Regions from separate parts of the Homo sapiens genome. Here region 1 is linked to region 2. A link is a loop called in an ENCODE intact Hi-C map of the cell type or tissue named here. Cell type or tissue: testis. All regions are shown on one strand. Each heading gives the region's core, and the rest is flanking DNA. Links, peaks and the distances in the headings are about the cores only. Region 1 overlaps MYT1L (myelin transcription factor 1 like). Region 2 overlaps EIPR1 (EARP complex and GARP complex interacting protein 1).

Region 1 (11,609 bases), core at 2,230-10,229, 1.2 Mb before region 2:
GCTATTTCCTGGTATAGACTAGAAATAGAAAACCAGCATTTTGATTTTCAGTGCAAGTATTTTACTTATAGCACCCTCTTAGCTCCCTCGTGTAGGAAAAACAAGTCCCAAGGTTACCATGAAGTCTGTGTCTTTCTGTTCGTTTGTTCTGGGGAGTCCGTCCTATGTTGACAAATGAAAGACCTTGAACATTTTTGTCTTTCCTACCTTCTGGCTTTAGATAAAAAGCAACCTCCTCAGAGAGTCCCCTTATAATCGCCCAGTTTAAGATAGGCTTCCTGCAGCTCTGTCATGAACACCTTCCTTTCCTTCATGATATTTGCCACACTTTGTAATTAGATAGTTATTGACTTTTCAGGTGTTTAATATCTGCTTCTCTCAGGAGATAATACTTTTTTAAAAGCAGGAGCCATGATTTTAGTTTACTGTGATATACCCATTCTGAAATATAAGAGGTACCCAATAATGATTGTCAAACAAATGAATGGATGAGTGGATGAATGAATCAAGAGTTGGCCAATGAGTCAATGCTACAGGTGGCCAGACCCAGGATCTTCATAAACAACGCAAGGAGTCGAAGAGATCTTTGAAATGCAGCTCAACTGCTGCTTCAGTCTGGGCTTTTCAGGTTTCCGTCATCACGTGCATAAATCACAGTGATTTTCACTCAGTGTCCTGCCTGCCTGGAAGCCCAGCCCCTTGCTGTGTGTTGTTCAATCAGAAGATCCACCCACTATTCCAGGTCCAAAAGTCCTACCTCCGTAGCATCTCACAGACTGTTTTCTGTTCGTCATACACAGCAGAGCGTTCAGGGCTTTACCCTGGATCTCCCCTCTGCCTGGCACGCACATCCCCATGCAGCCACGGTGCTTCCTCTTCCCCACAGTGAGTCCCTCACCACCCGGCTGTTAACACTTTTCCCTGCTCCTCCTGACAGGTGATCTGTTGATCACTCTCCATCTGCTTTAGTTTCCTCCCTTGCATTGAAATCTTTGTAAAATACAGTAAAGTGTGTTCATTTCGAATGCTATCATGTGAGTGCCTCTACCAGATGTAAGTGCCACAAGGCCAGTGTTTTTACCAGTTTGTCCCCTGCTATATCTCCAGCACCTAATACAGAGAGCACATAGTAGGTGTTAAATAGATTCGCTTTTGAATAAATGAATTTATAGAACCCCCACAATAAAAATTTCAACAGGGATTAAGGGTTCTCTCACGTTTTTATAAATCCATGAGACAGTGACAGGCATAGGAAGGTTCTCGTGCTTCCGTATTGACTCTATTTATAGAAAAAGAAACATTAGAAAGCGAAGTGACAATGAACAGAATGCAACTTTTGCCAAATGTGTAAACTTAAACTAAAAAGGTCAAAGGCATTTACTTTGCCAAATGTTTGTGGTGTGTCTAGCACGTGCCAGGGCCTGGGTGACATGCTGAATAAACTGGTGAGTGAGATGCCCCTGCCTTTCTGTGGCTCGGTCTTGTGCGGCATCTAGACTAGGAGGGCGCTGCCAAGGCAAGGCCCCCGCGGGAGTGTCGGGGTGGGGACAGCGGGAGAGCTGTGCTGTGCAGTTGAGGAAGCTGAGGCTGAGAAGTAGGATGCACCACGTCCAGTCGACGAAAACAGGACGAGCCTGCTGTGCAGTTGAGGAAGCTGAGGCTGAGAAGTAGGATGCACCACGTCCAGTCGATGAAAACAGGACGAGCCTGCTGTGCAGTTGAGGAAGCTGAGGCTGAGAAGTAGGATGCACCACGTCCAGTCGACGAAAACAGGACGAGCCTGCTGTGCAGTTGAGGAAGCTGAGGCTGAGAAGTAGGATGCACCACGTCCAGTCGACGAAAACAGGACGAGCCTCAACATTCCTGATTCCCGAATGACCATGGTTCCACTCGATGTTCAATGAACACGTTCTGTCCTCATGAGGCCCATGCTGAGGGCTAGGCACAAAACCACGAGGAAGAAAAGGCCATCCAGGGACTGGAATGCTGCGGAGGAGATGCCTTTGTCCTTGTTTGCCTTCTGGAAGCTCACGGGTCTCCTGTGACAAAGAAGCCTCCTGATTCCATGTTACGTTCTTGAAGAAAATGTCTGTATTTCACTCCCTTCACTGAGCACCATGCTGAGTCGTCAAATACAGATGTTCTTCCCAACCTGCATTCTTGCCTCTCTTCTCCATTCTCTGCCCTTGCTCCCAGGAGATCTCAATCACAGTGATGACTTGAATTCTCAGGCTAGCAAACCTTGGAATCATGAGCAAACAAACCTCCTTCCACCTTCCACATTTAGCTTATCTACACATCATGGAACTTGTCTCCAGAGTGGGTCCCCAGTGAGCCATGCCTTGTGATATGCACGGCCTTCTGCCATGCCTTCTCCAGAATCTCTGCCCGTCCTATGACTCTCTTTTGATCAACGCAATGCAGTGCAATTGATGCCATCTGACTTGCAGGACTGGGTTAGAAGATGCCTCTCAGATTCCATATAGGTCTCTTGGAAGATCCGCCCCCGGGAAAGCCAGGCCATGTAAGACCATTGACCACCTTAGGACCACCAGGCTTGGAGGAAGCCAAGACACCCACGTGGAGAGGCTGTGCAGGGAGTGAGGGAGGTGCAGCCAACCCTCACCTGGCTCCACTTCAAGGCCCGGGGGCCAGACCTGAGCACTGGAGCCATCCTGGGCATCAGCCCAGCAGTTGTCAGAAGACTCCAGACACATCTGGCATTTGTCACCAACCACATGAAAACTGTGAGTGGACCTACCCAGTGAGGGCAGTGGGAGAGCTATGAGAAAGAAGCTCAAGTGGTTTCTGGAGGCCACTGGGTTTTGGGTGGGTTTCCACATGGCAGCAGCTCCTGGACCTCTCCCCCTGCAGAGCACCCACAGCTGCCCACCCTTGCGTTCCCTCTGCCCCTGCCTTCAGTAAGCCCTCAGGGTCTCTTGCCAGAGCCACGGAAACAATTTTGTTTTCCCGTCATTGATGTCTTTCACTTCTAATCCAAGATAAATACAGCAGTTATCTTAAAAAATACAGGTGGGATCTTCTCATGACTTCAAAATAAGATTTTTGTTGAATAAAATGCAGTAGTAAGGATTTGTGAAAAATAAACCAGAGAAAATGTGTTGCAGTAGAGAAGGAAGGAATCTGTGGACTCCGTCTGCATGTTGTCCTGGACGTCTCCACCCTCAGGGATCCTGAGGGTCTCTGCAGAATCACCGGGACTTCAGTGGGCATCGTTGGATCAGCAGGCGGACCGCCGTGTAGGGTCTATGATGGAAGACGTGTGTCACTCCCAAGGAAGCCTGGATACAAAAAGCATCTGTGCCAAGACGCAGCCCTCACTCTGGTATTGGGCAGAACACAATCCATGTTGTGAGACCCATGAACAACACGTGACAGGGACTCCCTTTAGAATGCAAATGTTTCCCTAATCCTTATATTCTAAACAGCATAATACGTTCATTAATTATATTAACTTAACGGAATAAGAAAACCATGACTGGGGTAGGATCATCACAATAAAAACTAACAAAAATTAGGAAACATACTAGAAATAAGAGCTGCGTCTCCACTAGATAGCAATGAGGAAGCTGCTGAGAGAGGAAGAAACTGGAGACAACCCCCAAAATAATGAGACAGAGCCAGAGTCGGTAATAGGCGGAACATGGAAAGTGAAAATCTTCAAATGCTTCTCATTTTTTTAATGCATGTCATGATTCTTATGCTTATGTTTGGGGTGTAAAGTTGATAGAATGACAAAATATTATATTATATATGTACAAAAACACACATATACTCACATGCCCACACTATATAATGGATATATTTGCTAGTTGTCAGGGTTTTATTCTATATTTATATTCAATAACATTTTTATATTATTGAATATTATTTATATTTTTATATATAATATTTTATATTCAATAATATTCAATAATAATTTTTGAACATCTATGTCAAACAAAGGCCAAGTGGAGAGTTAAGACAATAGGATGGAATCAAATGAAGGTGGGAAACTGACAGGCTCCTCCAGGCGGTGTGCTCCAAACCATCTTAGATATTTAATATGAAGAATTGCTTAAAATTTTTCAAGCATAAGTTGAAGTATATTAATCAATAAAACAACTGAGATAATCCTATTCTACTTGAAGTCCTAATTGAAGATAACTTAAGCAAAATAATTGGTGCATAAACACTGATATTAATGATTTCTCCAATAATATTATGTGGCTATAACTAAGGTTGAGATATCAAAATCAGTGATTCCAGAAATTCCCAGAGAAACTCTACTCAGATATCCCATAGCCATAAAATCAATTACAAGGATGCCTGTTACAAACATAGAAGGGTTATAAATGTGGTTATGCCTTGTGCTTGTCAAAATATTTGAAAATTCCTCAAATTTTAAAATCGACAACAAAACAAATTCTGTTAAGGATAGTGCCTTGGATACTACCAATCAATATTAAATAATTCCAGTCATTTTGCTTGGATTTTTTTTCAGTGAAACTTGAATTATTATGACAAAAGGAATTTTAAAAATCTAAATTTAACAATTATCCATCAAATACCACTTCCTCCCTCCCAGACTAAACTACCACAAGAAAACATCAAGTACATTCTACTTTCTCAACAATAGTTTTATCAAGGTTGGAACACTGACATTTTCATAATGAGAGGTAAATAGAATAAGGCGCCATCTCCTAGGAGAACAGTGACGGAATTAAGAGCTCTCTGTATAAATGACAGCGTGCGCCAGGGCGCATGGTTGCTTCCAGTTTTCCTGCCACCATATTCATTAGGTTAAATATTCAACCATGTGGTTAAGACAAACATTTGAAGATACAGAATATCTCTAGCTACTGGTTGGGTTTGCATTTACACTGAAACCTTACGCTACCTCTGAATCACAGCTTCACGCTAACAGGACATTTTCACGTACATTTTTCAAAGGTGTGAAAACATGTTTGACCTGGCCAAAAAAAATTAGAAAAATGGTGAGAGGACAACCTGTTAGGCAATTTGCTAGGAATAAATAACACTTGTAATAATATATTGCTTTAAAAATTACAGAGTGCTTTTACCTACATAAATAGGCACTTAAGAATTCATGCTTACAGTAAATAAATAGTAATCTATGAAAAATGTAGTCTAAGGTAAAAACTCATAAATATCTCATCTTATTTGGGAGTCATTACCCAAAAGTAATTAAGGGAAAATAAAATTCAGTTTTTGTGTAATGAATATATTAAAAATTTATCTCAATGCAGACTACTGAATTAAGTATTTGAATTCTAAAACAAGTTTTCAGAATTAAATGATCATATTTCCATTTTCCATTTTCCGTAAGAAAAAATTCATCTTAAAACCTGGAGTAGGAGAAGCATGCTGTGCATTTCAGGGTACATCCCTGAGTGCAGCTCAGCCCAGGTTTAACCTCAGTTCCTTACTTATTCTTCCCTTGCTAGTGACAAGAGTTAACATCATGATTCGCATTAATACAAGACACAATAATATTAATTTCATAGTGTTAGAAATACTCAAGTATACAAAACTGTATGTATGCATTCTCTTTCTAATTATAAATTATTTCAAATGTCCAAACTAACATACATTACCTTTTAAACATACTAACTGTAAAGTGAAAGTATTTTTTTTTAATCATAGCTATCTTACGTCACTTACAAGGAAATTTGGTTTGCGGAAATATGACAGAGAAAAGAAATATGTATGTGTGCGAGTGAGGGTGTGTGCCTGTTTAAGAGAATAAAGGAGACTTAGATGACTGAAAACACCTAACATTCACAAATGAGGGAAATGGAGATCAACCTTAGGAGATTTGCCCAGCTCGTTACAAAATCTGGGTTAGGATGCCGTTCTTTGCCCCCCATGGTAACAGAGTTTTAGTCTAGATCGCCGGCATGCCTCACTACAATATGATAGTGTTAATCGTCAAATTAGCTCAATCAGCTGAGTTTTCTATGAGGAATGGACACTGGTTCCTTTGCGTCTACATTCACAGCCCTGGGAGGGAGTGGTCGCTGCCCTTGCAAGCTCAGCTTAGGGTAAATCACAAGCCAGCCATGTACACCTTAAAGCTGGGGATGAACGTCATCTGCCTGGGCCTCTGTTTTCTCATAAGTCACGTGCTGCTTGTAAAATGCATAATGTGATGACTATAACTTAACCTGTTTCAAAAATAGTACTTACCTCTCTGCTTGTCTCTTCTTTCCACTACATTAAGCTTCCTATTAAGGCCTTTTTTATTTATTTTTATTTTTAAAAATCATTGTAAAGTCAGTACAGGGCTTGTTCTCCATCTCACTCTTTTAAACCTAAATTATTGTGCCCTGAAGGCCGGCTCTGTACGCTGGTACACTGTGAGGGATGGATGTGAAGCTAAGGGGAGTCATGCTCTTACAAAAATCAAGCTGTTGGTGAAACTCAAACAAGAGAAGCTAAAAATTTATAATTAAGGTAACTCTTAAGGTATTACTTGTTCCTATAAAGCAGTTTGTAAATTACGAAAGATGATCCCATGCTCCCCACTCCGCACTGTGGATACGAATGTGCGCATTGCACACACGTGTGTGTGTATTATCCTCATCTCTGAACCGTGCAATACCTCGCTCATAGCGACCACCGAAGATTCCTACCAGCTGTCCCCATTGAGTGCGCACTGTGTGGTGGGTGTTTTAATCTCAGGAATCCTGCAGACTCCCCCGAAGTCCATTTCCAGTGAACCTGTGTGTTAGACCCACGGCCACCAGGTGGCGATGGCGGTCACCGGGAGGCCGGCGCGGAGGAACCAGCGCCCACAGACCCTTGCTCGGCGGAAGTCAAGGAGGTGCCCCCCAGCCCGTGGATCGAACTGCCGGATTTTCATTTTATAGTGCAACTCTTTTAAACATGATTCCATGTTAAAAATAATTGTGCTTGTAAGTCTTTTAAACTCGCTCTCCTTCAATCATATTGGCGAGGAAAACATTTTCTAATTTGCAGCCCAGGCTGGAGTGCAACGGCGCGGTCTCGGCTCACTGCAAACTCCACCTCCCGGGTCCGGGTTCAAGCAATTCTCCTGCCTCAGCCTCCCGAGTAGCTGGGATTACAGGTGTCCACCATCATGCCCAGCTAACTTTGTATTTTTAGTAGAGACGGGGTTTCACTATGTTGGCCAGGCTGGTCTTGGACTCCTGACATCGTGATCCGCCCGCCTAGGCCACCCAAGGTGCTGGGATTACAGGCATGAGCCACCGCCCTCAACCTCTTTCTTTGTTGCTTTTTGTTTTTTGAGATGGAGTTTGTTTCGCTCTGTCACCCAGGCTGGAGTGCAGTGGCGTGATCTTGGCTCACTGCAACCTCCGCCTTCCGGGTTCAAGCAATTCTCCCGCCTCAGCCTCCTGAGTAGCTGGGATTACAGGTGCGCACCACCATACCCAGCTAATTTTTGTATTTTTGGTAGAGACGGGGTTTCACCTTGTTGGTCAGGCTGGTTTCGAACTGCTGACCTCGTGATCCGCCCACCTCGGCCTCCCAAAGTGCTAGGATTACAGGTGTGAGCCACCGCGTTTTTTCAAGCTTTCAGGAATTCTCTATTATGAATGCAGTCTTCGTCCTCCCACTTTGCTACTGGAGCCCAGGAGGGGGCTGCGGTCGCCTGTGATCTCAGTCCCTTCTTGCTCTATCAATGATTGTTTCTGCCACATGAGACCACCCGGGAAGGAAAGGGTTGCTTGGCTGATGCCGGCCCCGATGGCAGGGAAGCACTGCTGCTCCCCGCACCCCTGACCAGGGAAGGTGAGGTCTTCCTACGCTCTTGTTAAACTGTGCGTCTGTCAGCAGGGCGGCACCGTCATCTGGCGATGATGTGCACGTGGACCTGATTATGGCACTGGTGAGATCCCACACTATCCAATGTGACTAGCAATGCCGTGCAGTCAACTGCCTGTATCTCCCACTCACTTTAAGAGTGTGGGCACCGGCTCCAGACTGTCTGGCTTGGAGTCTGAGTGCTACTTCTTCCTGTATGTGCCATCTTGGACGATGTATTTGACCTTTCTGTACCTCGGTTTACTCATCTGTCATGGGAACACTGCAGCCCCTCTCTCCTGGGGACTCTCATGGGGACTCTGCAGGTGGAATGCACTGATGGATACGAGGTGCTCAGAGCAGTGGCTGGAACACGGAAGCACCCAGGGCATCAGAGCCACCATCATCACAGAATGTCTGCCTGTGTCTGGCATTAGACTACACGAAGGGGTAGGAAAAAGCCCACCTTCCTCCCTGTAATGGCCGGCGTAGGCACATAACACATGTGTAACACGCTATCATATACAAAGTAATTCATGTACAGGGTCCAAGTTCTTAAAGAACTCAAGTCCTCCAAACAAAATAGACGATTTAAAGCTAACAGCCATTACTTGGACATTGTTGTATAGTCTTGGGCCATGGGCAAAATTTACCAATGTGTAAGAGTTTAAAGTTGTTCCTCTTCGCTTCTCTGTCACAGAGAACGCTGGGTTGGCCATACAACTTACTGTCCTTCCGCATCAGTGGAGGGTTCTGTCTCTGCCAGGCTGGTTCCTGGTGTTTTGTACAGAATTGTGGAACTGGGAGGGAGGATAGGAATGTGTGTGTGTGTGTGTGTGTGTGTGTGTGTGTGTGAGAGAGAGAGAGAGAGAGACCAATGAGTAGAAGACAGAACTGGATCCACACAGGGATTTCTATGGGGAGGCGCAGACAGGGACAGTAGGAGAGAGAGCTTGGGGGCAGTCACACAGGGTGAGGGAATGAATGCAAACTGAGAGAAGCCAGGAGATTGAGGGGTTTTCAGGGCACGCTGGCTCGCCTGACCTTGTGTTTCCTCCCCAACATTCTGGCACAGTGGGGGATCATCTGACCCATTTCTTTGGGCACAGCATCACTGCCGGATGAAACTCTGAAGGCTCAGGCTATGTTGGGTTACCCTGTTTTTCTGTAATCCTAGGATTTAAAGAATTTGATTTGTTTGGGGCTGTTTCAGCATCTTAGAGCCTGTGGGAGGCGGAATAATGCTCTTCTTTCCAGAAAAGAAATCCCTAAAGCGAATCCCTAGAACCTGGGGATAAAGTATGTGAGTATCTTACATGACACAGGAGACTCTGCAAGTGTCATTAAGTTAAAGTCCGCAGATGGGAAGTGCTATGGTTTGGATCTGTGTCCCGCCCAAATCTCATGTTCAATTGTCATGCCAAGTGTTGGAGGAGGGGCCTGCTGGGAGGCAATTGGATCATGGGGCCCATTTTCCCCTTGCTGTTCTCACGACACTGAGTTCTCGCAAGACCTGGTTGTTTAAAAGTGTGTGGCAACTCTCCCTTTTCTCTCTTCCTCCTGCTCTGGCCTTACAAGATGTGCCTAATTCCCCTTTGCCTCCCGCCATGACTGTAAGTTTCCTGAGGCCTCTTCAGCCATGCTTCCTGTACAGCCTGTGGAACTGTGAGCCAATTAACCCTCTTTTCTTTATAAATTACTTAGTCTCGGGTATTTCATTATCTCAGTGCAAGAACAGACTAATACAGGAAGATGATCTTGGATAGTGGAGGGCCCAGTGTCAGTCCTCACAAGGGTCTCTGTAAGGGAAAGAGGAAGGCAAGAGGGTCAGAGAAGTAGACGTGATGGTGAAAGCAGACATTAGCATGTGGCGGGGCCCTGAGCCCTGGAAAGCGGCTGCCGCTGGACACTGGGAAGTACAGGGAACAGCCTCTCTTGGAGCCTCCAGGAACACAGCCCTGCAGACCCACTTCAGATACTGACCTCCAAAGCTGTAAGCCAATCATCTGTGATGTTGAAACCACAGAGTGTATGGCCAATGTTACCGCAGATGTAGGCAACAATACAGAGACTTTTCCTAAGACTGCAAAATGCCCTTGGAGGACTCCCAGCCACCCACTCGCTTTTGGGTTCTGCATTTTCTTCCTCAGTTTCTTTGGCCTGAAGAGGGCCCTGAAGAATTCACATGTGGATATGATGTGTGTCTTACACACAATTTGAAAATACAACCACATAAGCCAATTAGGGATAGGCGAATATTACAATAAAAACAAGCTATTCTTTTTCTTTTTTTTTTAGATGGAGTCTCGCTCTGTTGCCCAGGCTGGAGTGCAATGGTGCAACCTCAGCTCACTGCAACCTCTGCCTCCTGGGCTAAAGTGATTCTCCTTCCTCAGCCTCCTGAGTAGCTGGGATTACAGGCACGTGCCACCACACCTGGCTGATTTTGGTATTTTTAGTAGAGATGGGGTTTCACCATGTTGCCCAGGCTGGTCTCGAACTTCTGACCTCAGGTAATGCACCTGCCTCGGCCTCCCAAAGTGCTGGGATTACAGGTGTGAGCCACCCTGCCTGGCCCAGTTATTCTTTATATTTGCATATTTTTAGAATTTTAGTAGCTTTGATTATCTGCTATATCTCATTGATTCTTTCTTAAGACCATGTGAGGTAAGAATACCAGGATACTATTTCCATTATAAATGCAGAGACAGATGTAAAGAGGTTGACTTTTCTGGAGAACAAGGGGTGGTCCCGACACAAAGGCTGAAGTTGTTTGAAGTATGGCCAGACACTTTGCTGAGGCACAGACATGTCCACCTGTGGCACAGGTGGGGCTGCCTAGAAGCCTCCCCGACTCAGGTCGGTGCTGGCCTCTCCCAGCCACGGTTTCACATCACATCATCCCGTATTTTTTTCAACAAATACAATTTACCACTTACCTTGTGAGTGACTTTCCATAGAACTTAAACATTAAAGGCAAACCTTTATCCATAGTTAGTTGAGGTTTTCTTAACTGAATAAGCAATGTATAACCATTAGAGAAACACAGAAGGAAGTCTAAAATATCACATAAAAATCTCAGGGCCTCTCATCCTGCTTTTCTCTTTACCTTCCTGTCTCTTCTGCCCTTTTACTAAACTACCCAGGGGCAGTTCGACACCTTGGTGTCTCACACACACCTGCCAGTCTCCCTCACTGCTGGGGTGGTCCAGGCCTTAGTGAGTGGGGGTCTACTTGCCACAGCCTCCTGTCTTGCCTTCCCACATCTGGATCCAAGTTTTATTATGCCACAAAGATGAGCTATTGAAGATCTATTTCTGATTCTACTTAAAACCTTTAACAATGCTACACATCAATGAATAATTTCTGGAGATTATTTCTAGAAAAAATGTACAATATGATGATTTGACTCCCGTATGTATCCTTTACTAAACTGTAAGCTCCACAAAGCAGGAAACAGGTACATTCTGCTCACCTGTGTATTGCTGTGGTTAGGTGTTAGGCACATCAACCTTAATAAATATTTGTTGAATGCGTGAGTGGGGCATGAAAACCTACACACTCAGGTGTATGAAGACATGGTCCTTGAATACCCAAGCTCAATAAAAAAGGCAAATTAGGGAGTAATTAGAAATAATACAAAATATTGTAATTTTGGAAAAGAATCATTATGAGTATAGTGCAATGGCATTCTTTTATGGTACCCTTTTGTGTTGCAGAAGACCATAGGAAAAAAAATGAAAGGAAAGAGTAGAGAATGAAAATGCTTAAAACCATTAATATCATCAACCTAAATAACT
Region 2 (11,609 bases), core at 2,027-10,026:
CCGTCCAATTCAGCCCTCCACTCCCGTCCAGTTCAGCCCTCCAGTCCCATCAGTTCAGCCCTCCACTCCCGTCCAGTTCAACCCTCCAATCCCATCCAGTTCAACCTTCCACTCCCGTCCTGTTCAGCCCTCCAATCCCGTCCAGTTCAACCTTCCACTCCCGTCCAATTCAGCCCTCCACTCCCGTCCAGTTCAGCCCTCCAGTCCCGTCCAGTTCAGCCCTCCACTCCCGTCCTGTTCAACCCTCCACTCCCGTCCAATTCAGCCCTTCAGTCCCGTCCAATTCAGCCCTCCACTCCTGTCCAGTTCAGCCCTCCAGTCCCGTCCAGTTCAGCCATCCAGTCCCGTCCAATTCAGCCCTCCACTCCCGTCCAGTTCAGCCCTCCAGTCCCGTCCAGTTCAGCCCTCCACTGCCATCCAGTTCAGCCCTCCATTCCCGTCCAGTTCAACCCTCCAATCCCGTCCAGTTCAACCCTCCAGTCCCGTCCAGTTCAGCCCTCCAATCCCGTCCAGTTCAACTCTCCACTCCCGTCCAGTTCAACCCTCCACTCCCGTCCAGTTCAACCCTCCACTCCTGTCCAGTTCAACCCTCCACTCCCGTCCAGTTCAACCCTCCACTCCCGTCCAGTTCAACCCTCCACTCCCAACCAGTTCAGCCCTCCACTCCCGTCCAGTTCAGCCCTCCAGTCCCATCAGTTCAGCCCTCCACTCCCGTCCAGTTCAACCCTCCAATCCCATCCAGTTCAACCTTCCACTCCCGTCCTGTTCAGCCCTCCAATCCCGTCCAGTTCAACCTTCCACTCCCGTACAGTTCAGCCCTCCACTCCCGTCCAGTTCAGCCCTCCAGTCCCGTCCAGTTCAACCCTCCACTCCCGTCCAGTTCAGCCCTCCACTTCCATCCCGTTCAGCCCTCCAGTCCCATCAGTTCAGCCCTCCACTCCCGTCCAGTTCAACCCTCCAATCCCATCTAGTTCAACCTTCCACTCCCGTCCTGTTCAGCCCTCCAATCCCGTCCAGTTCAACCCTCCACTCCCGTCAGTTCAGCCCTCCACTCCTGTCCAGTTCAACCCTCCACTCCCATCCAGTTCAACCCTCCACTGCCGTCCAGTTCAGCCCTCCACTCCTGTCCTGTGCCCCCATTGAGTAACGGACTGGGGCCACCTTCACAGACCTGACAACCCTGGGGAGGAGCAGGTGCAGGAGACGGGGAAAGACAGACAAAGGGGGACCTGCCCGCCCTCCAGAAAGGCCCTCACCATTGACGACACCGCCACAATCTCTCCCACAGCCAGGCTGAAAGTGATCTGACAGTTTCAACTCACCCCTTTCATTTATGTCTATATCCAGACAGTCTTCTAAGTGTCTGTCATATCCATTTCTGATAAATTCTCACCTCCTCCCAGGCGGTTCATAGGCTCTGTTCTCCTTTCTTTCCTATTTATTCTGTATTTTCCTACAAGATGACTCCTTGTTACATATTACCATCATCACGCCAATTCTATGACCTGAAAATTTCAAATCGCTGCTTCCCCCCTTTCTACTGAGTTCCGAGGCAGTCACTTGGGTCTGAGCCCACTACAATGTAAAGCCACGCCTTTTACAAACAATACTGTGCTGAACTTATTGACAGACACAAAAACGAAACTGGGGTGAGCTGCATGGGCACCCAGCGCAGACGCATTCAGCCTGAGGGACAGAGGCCCGAAGTCATCATTTCGTCATGCTAGCGGTGGCCTGGGTCCCGCCCCGCCCCTTCCCTTGGCTCCTCTGAACAGCGCTGTACACACCTTTCCCACATTCTGGGTTTCTATGGATATTTGGTTGGATTTGTTCTCTTTTCCCCCCTTCTGTTTCCCAGGTTAGTGTTTTATGCAGAATTCATTATCTAAGATTCTTTAACTTATTCCCTGGTCACTCGTTTTTGGTGATATCATATATTACTTTTTGTCATAAGAAGTTTGGTTTTCTTTATGAAATTACGGTTGGGCCATAAACAACACACAGTTTAGGGGCACCAAACCCCAACACAACTGAAAAATCTGTGTGTAACTTTTGGCTCCCCAAAAACTTAACTACTAATAGCCCACTGTTGCCCAGAAGCTGTACTAACATAAATAGTAGATTAACATATTTTGTATGACAAATGTATTACAGACTATATTGTTATAATTAAGTAGCTAGAGAAAAGAAAACATTTTTAGGAAGATCATAAGGAAGAGAAAATATATTGACTATTCATTAAGTGGAAGTGGGATCATCATAAAGCTCTTCATCCTGTCGTCTTCACACTGAGCAGACTGAGGAGGAGGAAGAGGAGGTGTTGGTCTTGCTGCCTCAGGGGCAGCAGAGGCAGAAGAAAATCCATGCGTAAGTGGACCCCCCCAGTCCAAACCCATGTTGTTCAAAGTCAACTGTACTGTATAGTTATAGAGTCAAAAAAGAGAACTCCTTTTCCTATATTTGCTATTTAGGATGTACATAAATATACGGTTTCAAACTCCAATCTTTTTATTTTTTTTTTAATTTATTTATTTTTTTGGAGGGAGTCTTGCTCTATTGCCCAGGCTGGAGTGGCGTGATCCGGGCTCACTGCAACCTCCCCCTCCTGGGTTCAAGTGATTCTCCTGTCTCAGCCTCCTGAGTAGATGGGATTACAGGCGCCTGCCACCACACCCTGCTAATTTTTGTATTTTAGTAGAGATGGGGTTCTACCATGTTGGACAGGCTGGTCTCAAACTCCTGACCTCAAATGATCCGCCTACCTCAGCCTCCCAAAGTGCTGGGATTACAGGTGTGAGCCACTGTGCCCAGCCCAAATTCCAATATGTGTCAAAAACTCCAGACAGCCCCTCCCAGCCCTCACCCAGCAGCTCCTGCCAGTGTCTCCCCGGACCCAGCGGCTCCTGCCCTAATGTCTCCCGGCCCCAAGCCAGAGGTAGAGGGCATTGGGGTGGGTGCCTCCCTTCCTCAGTGGCACAGTGTTCATGCAGGAGCCCTACCATGCTGGGGCCCCAGAAAGCAGGCCTATGGAGACTGTCTCTGTGCAATAGAACCAGCAGCCCCACTTCTGCAGGAGCAGCACCAGGCAGCCAGGAAACAAGAGCCCCGCCCTGCCCACTACCTGCGCACAGCCTCAGGAGCAGCCCGGGCACGGAAAGACGGCATCCCCACTCTCGCTCATGTGCCAGCTAAAACGCACTTCTCCTGGAGGGAGAGAGTAGACTGCCCGTTACCAGAGGCTGGGAAAAGAAGTGAGGCAGGGATGAAGAGAAGCTGGTGAATGGTATAAACATAGTTATATGGAAGGAATAAGTTCTAGTATTTGATAGTATAGTAGGAAAATTAGAGTTAACAAAACTTTACTGTATATTTCAGAATAGCAGAAGAGAATTGTAATGTTCCCAACACAAAGGAAAGATATGTTAGCCATTTGGTTATCCCAAATGATCCTATTTGATCATGACCCATTGTATACATGTATCAAAATATCACATGTACCTCCAAAATATGTACCTCTATGCTATATCAATTAAAAAAAGAACAGGCCTGGGAATGCTCTCGGCGTCTCCCACACACAACAGAGCCACACCAGCCCCAGGAAGAACATTCCAGCGCTGGCCGACGCTGTCGGCCGTGTGTGGCCACGGAGGCCTCAGAGAATGAGGCCCACTTGCACAGACTGTGGGGCTCTGACAGCTGCCACTGGAAACACAGCCCGTGGAAGAAGGCCAGGACCCAGTCCCCAAACCTAAACAGGGTGACTGAAATATGACCCAGAGTTTCCCATGAACCAGGAAATCAAAATTTGAATGAGAAAAGACAGTCAATGGACAGGATGATCTTAAAGCAGCCGCCATAAAGATGCTTCCATGAGGGACTCTTCTCTTGAAACAAATAAAGGGAAAAACTCAGAAAATTTCAACAAAGAGATGAAAGATATAAAAAAGAACCAAATGGATGAGTTCAATAGCAGCACAATAAATATGGCAGAGAAAACATTTAAAGACAGAACAACAGGAAATGTCCAATTTGAACACCAGACCAGAGAGAAAATAGACGGAAAAAAAAATGAACAGCCTCAGGAATGCGGGACAATAGCAGATGGCCTCAGTCTCCAGAGAGGAGAAAGTGAGGTTGAAAAGCATTTGTGGGAATAATGGACAGAGAGTCCTCGAATTTGGTGAAGGACGTTGCCTACAGATTCAAGAGCCTGAGAAAATCTCAAGTAGCATACACCCCAAGAAAGCTATTCCAAGACATGGCACGATTAGACTTCTGAAAACTAAAGACAAGAACGAAAATTGAAAGCAGCCTCTGCTCTTCATTCAAACTGGATCACCAAGTTCTCACCCGAAACCAGAGACCAGAACAAAGCAGAACAATATTTTTCAAATATTTCCATTTTTCAAAGAATTGTCAACCTTGAAGTTTATATTCACTGCAAGTATCCTTAGGAATGAAAGGGAAATAAAGATATTTTCAAAAGGAGGAAAACTAAGGAAGTTTGCCACAAGCAGACCTACCCTCAAAGGATGGATAAAGAAAATTTTTCAAACGGAAAGAAATTATAATGAAAAAAGGCTTAGAACTTCTGAAAGAAAAGAACAACGAATGGGCAAAAACCAGTAAATACAGTAGACATCTTTCTCCTCGTGAGCTTCTTAAACCATATTTGATGGTTGGCGAAAAAATTACACCACCACATCTGATGGTCAATGTACAGAGAGAAAACACTTAAGACAATTATATTCTTAAAGTGGGAGGGCAGAGATGGCCTCGATGGAAGTGGGGCTCCTCTATTCCTCTCGAGGTAGGAAAATGCCAATAACTGTGGGTTTGGTAAGTGACATACGTATATTGTAATATCTAGAGCAAGCATCAAAGCACCTCTACAGAGTTGTATATTCAAAAACACTGTAACTAAATCAAAATGGAGTATTAAAAAACGTTCACATAACTCAGGAAGGTGAAAGAGAAACAGAACGATGAGAAACAAAGAGAACAGAAAACAAATAACAACATGGCGGAGTTAAGCCCTAAGAGATCAATAATTTAGAGGTCAGTAGTCTCAGTATACCAATGACAAGACAGAGATTGGCAGAGGGAATAAACACACGCACATAAACACACAACCCAGCTCCATACGGCCTATGCAGTCTACAAAAAATCCCACCTCCCAAAACCCAGAGCATCCCGGGAAAGGAAAAACAGTGGGCGAGGGAGGTGGGAGTGGAGGGCATGAAAATGGCCGGCGCTCGACCAGGACCAGGGTCACTGACTTGAGACCCCAAAACGACAGATGCTTCCCGATGGGAGTGAAGGTTGAAGAGACCGGTCCACACCTCCTTCTGTTCTAACACCCCCCTTACTACCTGTTCAAAGGAGGTAATCATGTGGGAGAGAGGCAGCAGAGCTGGGGGTTAGGAAAGAGACGGTGGTGTGGGTAGGATTCTCCCTGCAGGCTCTGGCAGCGCCCCTGTGTACGCACAGGTGTGCAGGCTCTGGCAGTGCCCGTGTACGCACAGGGCAGGGACGCTCCCTGCGCTGCTCCAAACTGGAATATTCGCGTCTCCCCACTGCAGACACCAGAACACAGCCACTACCCCACACAAGCAAGAACAGCCCCTGAGGTTATGTGCCCACGGCAAGGTCACCACACTCTGTTAGAGAAAAAGGAGCTGGAAAGTTGTTTATATATTAGGAGTGCATGCTTGGTTCAGCGCCAAGGTCAGAAAACAATGTTTCCACAGTCACCCAAGATTGACTACAGCAAATAGCTATCCGTTCTGAAGACGACAAATGGTTTCCAAACAACAGGAAATAGATACTAAGGGTATTATAAAAATCTTCCTTTTTAATATTTTTCTTAGGGAGAGAAGAAATACCAGTAAGTTCTCAAAGGCTTTTAAAAGTCTTGATAATTGGCCGGGCGCGGTGGCTCACGCCTGTAATCCCAGCACTTTGGGAGGCCGAGGTGGGCGGATCACAAGGTCAGGAGACTGAGACCATCCTGGCTAAAACGGTGAAACCCCGTCTCTACTAAAAATACAAAAAATTAGCCGGGCGTAGTGGCGGGCGCCTGTAGTCCCAGCTACTTGGGAGGCTGAGGCAGGAGAATGGCGTGAACCCGGGAGGCGGAGCTTGCAGTGAGCCGAGATCCCGCCACTGCACTCCAGCCTGGGCGACAGAGCCAGACTCCGTCTCAAAAAAAAAAAAAAAAAAAAAAAGTCTTGATAATTTAAAACTAAAAACTTATCTAAACTTTGTAGTAAGACTGCCTTATATTTATATTTAACGCAAGAATCTTCAGGGTACAGTTGTACTTGTGTATGCTATGTCTCAATGGTATACAAATATTTAAAATTATTTTATATACTAAACTTTGTTACACTGATAAATATTTTATGATTCCCCCAAATCAATCAATTTTTTTTTCAAATAAACAAATTAGCCCAGTTTCCCATATGTTAGGGGAAATAATTGCTGGGTAAAAAATAAATTTTTCTTGAAACTTGATTCTGAAATTTTACGTACAAGACCCCGAGCAAACCAATGTCTCTGAACTTCCTATTTTCTTGTTTACAAAAATGGAGCATATGAAGATGCCCACTCTCAGACGATTACCAGAAATATCACATTGCAATAGCTTGAAGAGTGCTTTGAAAACTGGCAAGCAAAGACAAGGTTACTACTTACTTAGGCCTAGTATGTGCACAGGTAGAACGGTCTCTATCAACACAAGTGCCTCCACCTTCTAAGCTTTACTATTTGATAGACCAGAAAAAGCCCACAGAATTTTCTTCTCCTTGGTCCTGTTACACACTCTCAAGATGATCTCTTCCTAGAAATATGTGATTTTCAAATATACAATAATTAGTAGTTTTGTATCTTTTGAGATTCCAGAAATGATTTCTTTTCACATTAAAAAAAAATATTTTTAGAAAGTAATTCTGCATGATTTTTATGGGGGTGAGGGGGCAGCTACAAGCAAGTCCCATAAGGTCAAGGACTTGCTTTTTTCACACTTAGAACATATAGAAGGCAGTGGCATATTTTAAATCTGAGAACATGTGGCATTCTCTTACAACAGTTTCTTTTTCTTCTATTCATTTAGTTCAAAAAATGTTGAGGCTTAAGACAGGCCAGACATTCTCCCTACTAACTCCTGTCTCACCCACCATCCCTCGTTCAGAATCAGGAGGGCATGAGGTGGTGTCTGCAGAGTACAGGGCTAGGGGTCCAGTCACAGGGCGCCAGGGGCCTCCAGTCACGAGGTGTGGGCGGCAGCTCCAGTCCCAGGGTGCAGGGGGCTCCACTCGCAGGATGCTGTGGTGGGGGGCTCCATTCGCGGGGTGCTGGGCGGGGGGGCTCTACTCTGGGGCACCAGAGGTGGGAGGGGAGCTCCAGTCACCTGGGGCATGAAGCTCCAGTCTTGGGGCACTGGGGTCCCTGTGCAGTGTCGGGGTTGTCCCCAGCCTCTGCTGAATCCTGCGGGAACCTGGACCTGGCCTTCTTTGGAACAGCGCACAGAACCACATAAGGACCTGGCGGTCACTCTCGTGCTGACATACAAATGACACCCTCCACCCTATAGCTTTCATTGACCCAAGATAACTGTGTGTTGGAGCCACAACACACAGTTATCCCCTCTGTCTGATAACTGAAGTGCCTGAAGATGAGTCTCGGGACGCTCCCAAATTTCCTCAAGTTGCCCCCCGAATCTGTCCATCACTCTGCACATGGAGTGACCTGCAGCCACATCAGTCCCCATCTGTCTGCTCTGCCTATGGCCACTGAGGCCGCATTCCGGGTGTGCTCTGACGTTTTACCCGCCATCCCACTGACCACAGCTTGGTCAACGGAGGCTAAGGTTGCACTGCTTTTTAGGCGGCTGTGGCATAAAATTGAGTTTCCTGGCAAAGACAGTCCCTGGAAGGTTCTGTGTGCCTGCTGTGGGGATGAGACTCACGTCTGAGGGGCAAAGTTCATTTTTCAGACCCCATGATGGGACTTCTCTCACTGCCTCCAAAATACACCCTGTCCAATATTCCATCTCCAGGTTCCCATGGTCCTCCCAAGGCTCCCTCCCACCACTCAGCACCTGCTCATCATTGTCAGCATGTTTCTGGTCTCTTAAAATTGAAGTTTTATCCCTAGCTTTGCAGGTAAAGCTTTGCAGGGAGAAGGACCCACGATGCCACTGCCTCTGTGCTCAGGGGATAACGGCGGGGTGGGGAAGAGCCTCCACTGGTCCCTTCAACGAGATCTTTGGTGCCCCAGGCTTGAGAAGGTTCTTGATGGTTACGTTGCTTTGTCTGCCTCTGCTGGTCTGTGACATGAGCACGTCATGGCCTGACCACCGCTGTGGGCCTCATTCTGGAATGGATGCTACCTAACAAAGCCTCATATGGAGGTACACCCACTGATAAGGGTCACCAGATTGAGAAATAAAAACTTGGCACAGGACTGACTGACACTGAAAACTACTCCTTATTTACCTGAAATTCAAGTTTAACAGGATATCCTGTGTTTTATCTGACAACCCTACTTCCGATGCACACTTCGCACCTCAGCTTCAACACAAATCTACAAGAAAGGTACAGGACGTATATTACCTATCAGCCTCAAGGAGACCCAGTGACCCAATGAGGCTGGGTGACTGCCTCCAACTCAGAGTCCACAGTGCCAAAGCTGCGATGAGGGCTGCACTTCTTCCCACTGGGGGCCAGACAGCCACCCACCCCTTAGACACAAAGTCTCATGTGAGGTGAAAGGGGTGCTGAGAGGGTTAAAGGCAGTGAGGACCCAATTGGATATCACCTGATCCCTGGGAGAGGACATGGATTCTGAGAGGCAGAGACCTGGAGGAAGAAGATCGAAGGCTGAGAGAGCAGCACAAAATGCCGCCTGAGAGTTAAAAAAGTGGGTGGGGGGGTTCAAGGCGCACAGACCTGAGCACTGTGGACAGGCATGGCAGGAGACGAGGTCAAAAGGTGGCTTGGGGCCAGCTCACAGTAGGACACAGAGCCCAGTCCTCCAGGTGAATGGGCACTGAACACTCGCTGGACTCCCACAAGTATTATTCCCATTTATGTGGACATAAACGGGCTTCGAGAAGGTCCACAAATTGCTGAAGGCCTCAGGGGTAATAAATGCTGGGACCAGGGTGAAAATCCCCATCTGCCTAAATTTATAGCCATTTTCAGCTCTCCCCACTGTCAGGAGCATAGTAAGGAGCCTGGGCTTTATCGCCCTAGCTTCTGAGATGCACAGTAAGTGTTTGGATCTGGGTTTCAGAAAAGTCACTGTAGGAGTCAAACTGTCTTTGTTCCCATGAGAAACTCAAGGCCCAAGCTGGGGCCTGGGCAGAAATGAAGGAAAAAACAGGATTCGGATCAGGGAGGGCGAGGAAGGCAGAGGCAAGAGGGCTCATTATGTGCATCTGACCCTCACCCCCCGGTCTTCATTAGCAGCGGGTCACAGCAGCAGCCGGGGCTGTCCCCGAGCTGCGGGCCTGGGTCAATGGCCCTGAGCCGCTGGGACCCGGGGAGGGTGGCACTAGCTGACCCAGCCCCCCTCTCACGCTAGCTCCCCGGAGAGCACCACCCGGGGAGCAACATCGGCGGATGCAGAGCACACACGCTGGCCATATGTCATTGGGGCGCCGCGCTGGCAGCTTTTCATGGCTCTAATTTCCCGAGGACTCTGCGCCAGCGTGATCTACAGTCTTCCTGACATTTCACCTTCCTCTGCTGAAAAATTCATCCCAGTTCTAACGTGGGACGCTCGTTCCCAAGTACAGAGGCAGGAGATTGATTCCGGCTGCCGCTAATGCCAGCTGCCACTCAGCCCCCTTTCCTGAGGCCAGGGCTTGCTCGAGCTAAGCCAGTTCCCAATTATACAGCAGGCTTCACAGTCCTAATTTATCAATCTTTGCCACATCATTTTACATTTATTCTCCATCATGGGTGGACATTTATTATTTTTAAGGCTATACTCTCTTTTTTGGTCTTCCTGAAATTTCACCAGTATGTTGAGGATTTTCATATTTTCACTGTACTTGGCTTTTCTTCGTAAAGACTATCTTTCCAAGACCACAGGGTGACAAGCATTTCTGTGACAGGCAGAAGAGGAGCAGGAGCTGGGCTCAGGGCCCTCGGTGGTCTCACTCACCGGCCAGCCTGTTGCCGTCCCTCTCTTGTGTCCCCTCCCAATCCCCCTGGGACCTTCTGAAGGACACACCTGATCCTGGGACTCCTCTGGTTCTAGGCTCCGATGCCCCTCTGACTGCCTGCAGAAAGCTCTCTCCCCCAGCCTCCAGCTAGCCTCTCCCCAGGACCTGCCTCAGCCGCACTGGACCAACAAGCTGCATGCACCTGCGGATGCTCTCACCTAGGCCTGAGTTGTGCCCCACGGGCTCTGCCTGGTGACCTGCCGCTCACTCTCAGGACCAGCAACAAGAGTGCTGGTCACCCTGAGGCCTCCCTGGCAAGGCCCTGCCCTGGCGGTGTCCACACAGCATCTTCTGCTGCTGCTCTCCGGCAAACTGCATCCCCTCGTGCTGCACTTACTCACATGTCCCCACCATCACCCGCCACCCGCCCCCAACACCTGTACCCCACCACAGTCATCACCACCGCCATCCATATCACTGTCTTCACCACCTCCGTCCACACCACCATCATCATCACTAGCATCGCCCCCATGCCTACCATCATCACCACCCCCTACCACCACCATCACCACCATCCCCATCCACACCCCCTACCACCACCATCACCACCATCCCCATACACACCCCCTACCACCACCATCACCACCATCCCCATACACACCCCCTACCACCATCCTCACCACCATCCCCATACACACCCCCTACCACCACCATCACCACCATCCCCATCCACACCCCCTACCACCACCATCACCACCATCCCCATCCACACCCCCTACCACCACCATCACCACCATCCCCATCCACACCCCCTACCACCACCATCACCACCATCCCCATCCACAGCCCCTACCACCACCATCACCACCATCCCCATCCACACCCCCTACCACCACCATCACCACCATCCCCATCCACACCCCCTACCACCACCATCACCACCATCCCCATCCACACCCCCTACCACCACCATCACCACCATCCCCATCCACAGCCCCTACCACCACCATCACCACCATCCCCCATCCACACCCCCTACCACCACCATCACCACCATCCCCATCCACACCCCCTACCACCACCATCACCACCATCCCCATCCACACCCCCTACCACCACCATCACCACCATCCCCATACACACCCCCTACCACCATCACCACCATCCCCATACACACCCCCTACCACCATCCTCACCACCATCCCCATACACACCCCCTACCACCACCATCACCACCATCCCCATCCACACCCCCTACCACCACCATCACCACCATCCCCATCCACACCCCCTACCACCACCATCACCACCATCCCCATCCACACCCCCTACCACCACCATCACCACCATCCCCATCCACAGCCCCTACCACCACCATCACCACCATCCCCATCCACACCCCCTACCACCACCATCACCACCATCCCCATACACA

What was found. Peaks named below come from ENCODE experiments on the same cell type or tissue, not always from the same donor. Only the 100,000 strongest peaks of a DNase experiment are listed, where the experiment ranks them.
Region 1: it touches region 2 in a loop (9-fold over the local background); 6 of 110 quality-filtered maps call a loop at or near these places.

What each region holds. Positions count from the first base shown.
Region 1 is chr2:2,114,210-2,125,818 of GRCh38, forward strand. All of the region lies in intron 3 of MYT1L (myelin transcription factor 1 like), which reads right to left. Among named protein-coding and RNA genes, the nearest start is that of MYT1L-AS1, 200 kb to the right of the region's middle. RefSeq lists a silencer at 6,700-6,789. In testis, for the core only: a CTCF peak has its summit at 6,774 (motif pointing right); a DNase peak (open chromatin) is centred at 6,772; H3K4me3 peaks cover 1,022 bases.
Region 2 is chr2:3,304,449-3,316,057 of GRCh38, forward strand. All of the region lies in intron 3 of EIPR1 (EARP complex and GARP complex interacting protein 1), which reads right to left. Among named protein-coding and RNA genes, the nearest start is that of EIPR1, 68 kb to the right of the region's middle. RefSeq lists a silencer at 2,212-2,382. In testis, for the core only: no CTCF peak of the experiment used is centred there; a DNase peak (open chromatin) is centred at 5,693; H3K27ac peaks cover 674 bases.